2 separate regions of the Homo sapiens genome follow, and region 2 is linked to region 1. Evidence: chromatin loops called from intact Hi-C (ENCODE). Cell type or tissue: Calu3. All regions are shown on one strand. Each heading gives the region's core, and the rest is flanking DNA. Links, peaks and the distances in the headings are about the cores only. Region 1 has its middle 9.9 kb from the start of LGALS13. Region 2 has its middle 14 kb from the start of LGALS16.

Region 1 (2,805 bases), core at 40-2,539:
AATTATACTGGGAGAGGTACTAGGCTGTGGATTGGGTTACCAGGGAAATGCAAGCATAATGATGAGGGAGCAAGGAAGAATGATTTTAAAGCACAGCCTTTGTGCCCCTCAAACCTTTTCTACACCGGAGAGAATCTACCCGGAAGATATACATTTTCTCAATTTGTACAAAAATAAATTTTTTTAAGGTGAGGATTCTTGGTAAAGTCGTTGGCTCTAGAAGGTAATCATTCTTTCTGCCTTTAAACATTCTGGGACAGCACTGATCTTGATCCTCAGGATGATCTGGGAGAGAGGTAGAGAAAGTCCTGGCATGAACCTGCCCCACCCTAGGCCCATTGGCTCTACCAGGTGAGGGCTGCTCTCATCTGTCTGTCACACATCTGGGCTCTAGCTATACCCTCTCCTTTCTCTTGGTGTCCATGTAAATCAAAGTTTCAGGGATACTGGTTGTGCTGCAGATTCCAGAAGAAAGATGAGATTATTTTTTTCTTTGTTTTTTAAACTTTTATTTTACATTCAGGGGTACATGTGCAGGAAAACTCGTGTCATGGGCGTTTGTGGTACAGATCATTTAATCATCCAGTTGCTAAGCCTAGAACCCAATAGTCATTTTTTCAGCTCCTGTCCCATCTTTCACCCTCCACTCTCAAGTAGGCCCCGGTGCGTGTTGTTCCCCTCTTGGTGTCCATGAGCCTCATCATTTAGCTCACACTTCTAAGTGAGAACATGCAGCATTTCATTTTTTGTTTCCACATTTGTTTGCTAAGGAAAATGGTCTACAGCTCCATCCATGTTTCTGCAAAAGACATAATCTCATTCTTTTTTGAGGCTGCATAGAATACTATGGTGTATATGTACCACATTTTCTCTATCCAGTCTGTCCTCCATGGGCATTGAGGTTGATTCCATGTTTTTGCCATTGTGAATACTGTGGTAATAAACATTCACATGCACATGTTTTTATGGTAGAATGATTTATATTCTTCTCGGTATATACCCAGTGATGGGATACATGGGTTAAATGGTAGTTCTATTTTAGCTGTTTGAAGAATCATCACATTGCTTTCCACCATGGTTAAACTAATACCACCAACAATGTGTAAGTGTTCCCTTTTCTTTACAAGCTTGCTAGCATCTGTTATTTTTTGACTTTTGAAGAGTAGCCATTCTGATTGGTGAGAGATGGTATTTCATTGTGGTTTTGATTTGCATTTTTCTAACATTCAGGGATGTTGAGCTTCTTTTCATATGCTTTTTGGCCACATGTATGTCTTCTTTTGAGAAGTGTCTGTTCCTGTCCTTTGTCTACTTTTCTTTGAGACAGGGTCTCACTCTGACACCCAGGCTGAAGTGCAGCGGAGCAATCTCGGCTCACTGCAATTTGTGCCTGGGCTCAGGTGATCCTCCCAGTTCAGCCTTCTGAGTAGCTGGGATTACTGGTGCATGGGGTAACATTTGCCTAATTTTTCTAATTTTGTAGAGATAGGGTTTCACCATGTTGTCCAGGCTGGTCTCTCCTGGGCTCAAGCGATGCACCTGCCTCAGCCACTTAAAGTGCTGAAATTACAAGCATGAGCCACCGCATTCAGCCCTTTGCCTACTTTTATTTTGAGATCGAGTCTCGCTCTGTCGCCCAGGCTGGAGTGTAGTGGCGCGATCTCGGCTCACTGCAACAACTGCCTTCGGGTTCAAGAGATTCTCCTTCCTCAGCCTGTCGAGTAGCTGGGACTACAGGTGCGTGCCACCACACCCGGCTAATTTTTTGTATTTTCAGTAGAGAAGGGTTTCACCATGTTAGCCGGAATGGTCTCAATCTCCTGACCTCGTGATCCGCTCTCCTCCACCTCATAAAGCGCTGGGATTACAGGCGTGAGCCACCACGCCCGGCCCCTTTGCCCACTTTTTTATGCAGTTGTTTGTTCTTTTCTTGTAAAGTAATTACAATTCCTTATAGATGCTAGATATAAGACCTTTTTCAGATACATAATTTGCAAATATTTTCTCCAATTCTGTAGGTTGTCTGTTGACTCTGTTGATAGTTTCCGTTGCTGTGCAGAAGCTCTTTAGTTTAAATAGATCCATTTGTCAATTTTTGCTTTTCTTGTGATTGCTTTTGGCATCTTTGTTATGAAACTTTTCCCCATTCCTACATTTAGAATGATATTGCCTAGGTAGACTTCCAGGGTTTTTATAGTTTTGGGTTTTACATTTAAGTCTTAAAACCCCTCTTGAATTGATTTTTTCTACATAATGCAAGGAAGGGATTCAGTTTCAATCATCTGCATATGGCTACCAGTTATCCCAAAACCATTTCTTGAAGAGAAAGTTCATTTTCCAGTGCTTGTTTGGTCAGCTTTGTTAAAGATCAGATGGTTGTAGGTGTGTGACCTTATTTCTGGGCTCTCTATTCTGTCCCACTTGTCTATGTGTCTGTTTTTGTACCAGTACCATACTGTTCAGTTACTGTGGCCCTGTAGTATACTTTTAAGTTGGGTAAAGTGATGCTTCTAGCTTTGTTCTTTTTGTTTAGAATTGTCTTTTTTAATCAACTCATTCTTGGTTCCATGTGCATTTTAAAATAGTTTTTTTTTTTCTAATTCTGTGAGAAATGTCATTGGTAGTTCAATAGGAATAGCATTGAATATGTATATTTCTTTGGGCAGCATGGCTGTTTTAATGATAATGATTCTTGCTATTCATGAGCATGGAGTGTTTTTCCATTGGTTTGGGTCATCTATGTTTTTTTAGGCAGTGTTTTGAAATTATCCTTGTAACGATCTTTCACCCACTGGTTAGCTTTCT
Region 2 (2,805 bases), core at 99-2,598, 49 kb before region 1:
GTTATCCCTCCCCTAGCCCCCTACCCCCAAACAGGCCCCAGTGTGCGACGTTCCCCTCCCTGTGTCCATGTGTTCTCATTGTTCAGCTCCCACTTATGAGTGAGAACATGTGGTGTTTTGTTTTCTGATCTTCTGATAGTTTGCTGAGAATGATGGTTTCCAGCTTCATCCATGTCCCTGCAAAGGACATAAACTCATCCTTTTTATGGCTGCATAGTATTCCATGGTGTGTATGTACCACATTTTCATAATCCAGTCTATCATTGATGGACTTTTGGGTTGGTTCCAAGTCTTTGCTATTGTGAATAGTGCCGCAAGAAACACATGTGTGCATGTGTCTTTATCGCAGAATGATTTATAATCCTTTGGGTATATGCCCAGTAATGGGATTGCTGGGTCAAATGGTATTTCTAGTTCTAGATCCGTGAGGAATTGCCACACTATCTTCCACAATTGGGGTTCTTTAAGAGAAATCTTTGGACTCCTGTGATTCTCTAACTGTTGCTTGGATTGAAATTTTCAAGTGAGAAACGTGTCTTTTTGTAAAGCTCCTGTATGGCAGCCTATACAGAGCCAGGCACCGTGTTAACATACAATAAATATCCTGAAAATAATGGAAAGTATTAGGAAATTCCACTAGATTGTTCTTAAGTTACAAAATTTCTCCCCAAAGCCACGAGGTACATCTGTGTGGCTGTAAACATCTACCTAACATTTCAGTGCAGTGAGTCATCTAAGATAGGGTAAAGATTTTGTCTCAGAGTCTCTGATGTCAACAATATGCTGTCAAAGGATGCTGTACCTAATGTCTCCTAAGATATTGCAGGGACCTTGTCATTCACTCCTGGAGTCACAAGAAGGTTTATCCTATTTGATTTCTGGATGCTTCCCATAAAGTTCCTCGGGGCCTCTTGGGGATTACCACTTTCTCTTTCCCCCTTAAAGCAAGAACCAAATTCTGGGAAGTTTGGTGATGTTTTAATGACCAAGTGTAGGGAAAAGGGTGAGGAGAGATCATGCTGTTAGCAGGCTCTGGGGATCCTATGGTCACATGGAAAGAGGGATTCCTCAACAATGAGGGGTGTGGTCATCTCCATAAATTGCAGACAGACATTGAGGTCAGGGAGACATCTTCCCACACTTGCAAAATCTTCATAGAACATGGTGGAAGTGGATGGGCAAAGATGTATGGTGTTGGCCATTTATTATTACCTACAAGAGGAAAAGTGCCTCAGAAAGACAGTATGCCACCAAACAAACTTTCAGCCTTCTCTCTACTCTCTCCTATACCTACAACATCCCCTGAGAAAACTGCTAGTTATATAACTGAACCCAAGACTCACAATCCTGTTAAAGATTAACTATTTGAGAGAGTGCTCACATTATTTCTAGTGTTTCCTCTGTTTCCTCCAGCAAGGCTGTACCACTCTGTGTCACATGGTCTATGTTTGCTCAGCCTCCCGTCTAGCTTGGAAAATCCCCATGGCTAGTGACTGTATTTCATGAACTTGAATCCCTGCATCTTGTACAGGGGTTCAAACAGGATTAACACTGGATTATGTTCATTGAATGCATATATATCTGTTCCATGAACTCTGACTGCCATTCCCTACTGATGGCCCAGTTTCTCTTTGGAGTTGCCTAGATCTGGGCTGATGGTGGCCAAGAATAAAATTCAAGTGTTGTTGGAGAGGTAGAATTGGACAAGTGTTGCAAAACATAGGCTATCATTTTGAACGGTTTCTAAGCATAGAAAGAGATCCTTCACTTGAATCTGAATAAAATGTGAATCTTTTGCTCTACTCATAAGAAAGGGCCAGAACATTTGGATATATTCTTCATTACTGAGTCTATAAAGTAACCTTCTAGGTGTCAATTTGTTAAATTTAAAATGCACACATTTTTGAACCAGTTTTTCATTTCTTTATGATTATCTTTCAATATAAGTAAGGGAGGTGGATAAAACAAAAGAATTGACTAGAAGTCTTAATACAGCACCATTAGTGAGAGCAAAATATTGGAAATAACCTCAAGGCCCTTAAAAAGAGTCAAGATTAATAATTTTAGGTAATCCTTATAATGCAATATTATGCATTCTTTAAAAACTGAGGAAGCACCATTAATAGACGGTATCTTCAAGATATATTCTTTCACAACAAATCAACTCAGTTTTTAAGGTGTAACGTGTGGAGCAATGTATACTAGGATTTTCTTAAAAACAAATGAAATTGTAGATCTATATGCTTCTATAAGCAAAGATTTCCTGTGGAAGGAGAGCAGAGCGCTGGTAATGCTCTCAGGAATAAGATTGGGTCCAGGAGTGAGACAAAGCCTTAATTTTTCATTGACTAAAACAATTTTATTCTTATGAATATTGTATTCATTCAGCAAAGTGAAAATTTAAACAGCAACATAAGTAGAAATGAATACAGTGAGAAAAGACAGGAGATTCTTCACCTTGGGGGAAATGCCAGATGAGCTGATACTGATCACGGTCAGATTTTGGAAACGAGCTGAGGATAGCGGTGCAACCAGAGGGTGCTCTGTGATAAAAAGCCTGGGGTAAGAGTAGTTATGAGAAATGGGTCCTGAAAATCTATTTGGGTCAGGCCAGGGAGAGCTGCCTCCTGCTCTGAGAACCCATGGAGGCTGGATACCGGGAGCTCCTAGGGCACTCACCTGGTATTCATTGTCTAGCACCAAGATGCTCAGATCAAATTGTTTGCCGTCCTTGAAGAACACATTGTGGCATCTCCCCTCACACTTCCAGGCCCCACACACATGGCTGTCAATGACCAAACAATG

Evidence for each region. Peaks named below come from ENCODE experiments on the same cell type or tissue, not always from the same donor. Only the 100,000 strongest peaks of a DNase experiment are listed, where the experiment ranks them.
Region 2: it touches region 1 in a loop (2.7-fold over the local background); 4 of 110 quality-filtered maps call a loop at or near these places.

The regions. Positions count from the first base shown.
Region 1 is chr19:39,591,229-39,594,033 of GRCh38, reverse strand. No RefSeq gene overlaps it. Among named protein-coding and RNA genes, the nearest start is that of LGALS13, 9.9 kb to the left of the region's middle. In Calu3, for the core only: no CTCF peak of the experiment used is centred there; no DNase peak of the experiment used is centred there.
Region 2 is chr19:39,640,559-39,643,363 of GRCh38, reverse strand. It overlaps the pseudogene LOC100129935. Among named protein-coding and RNA genes, the nearest start is that of LGALS16, 14 kb to the left of the region's middle. In Calu3, for the core only: no CTCF peak of the experiment used is centred there; a DNase peak (open chromatin) is centred at 1,443.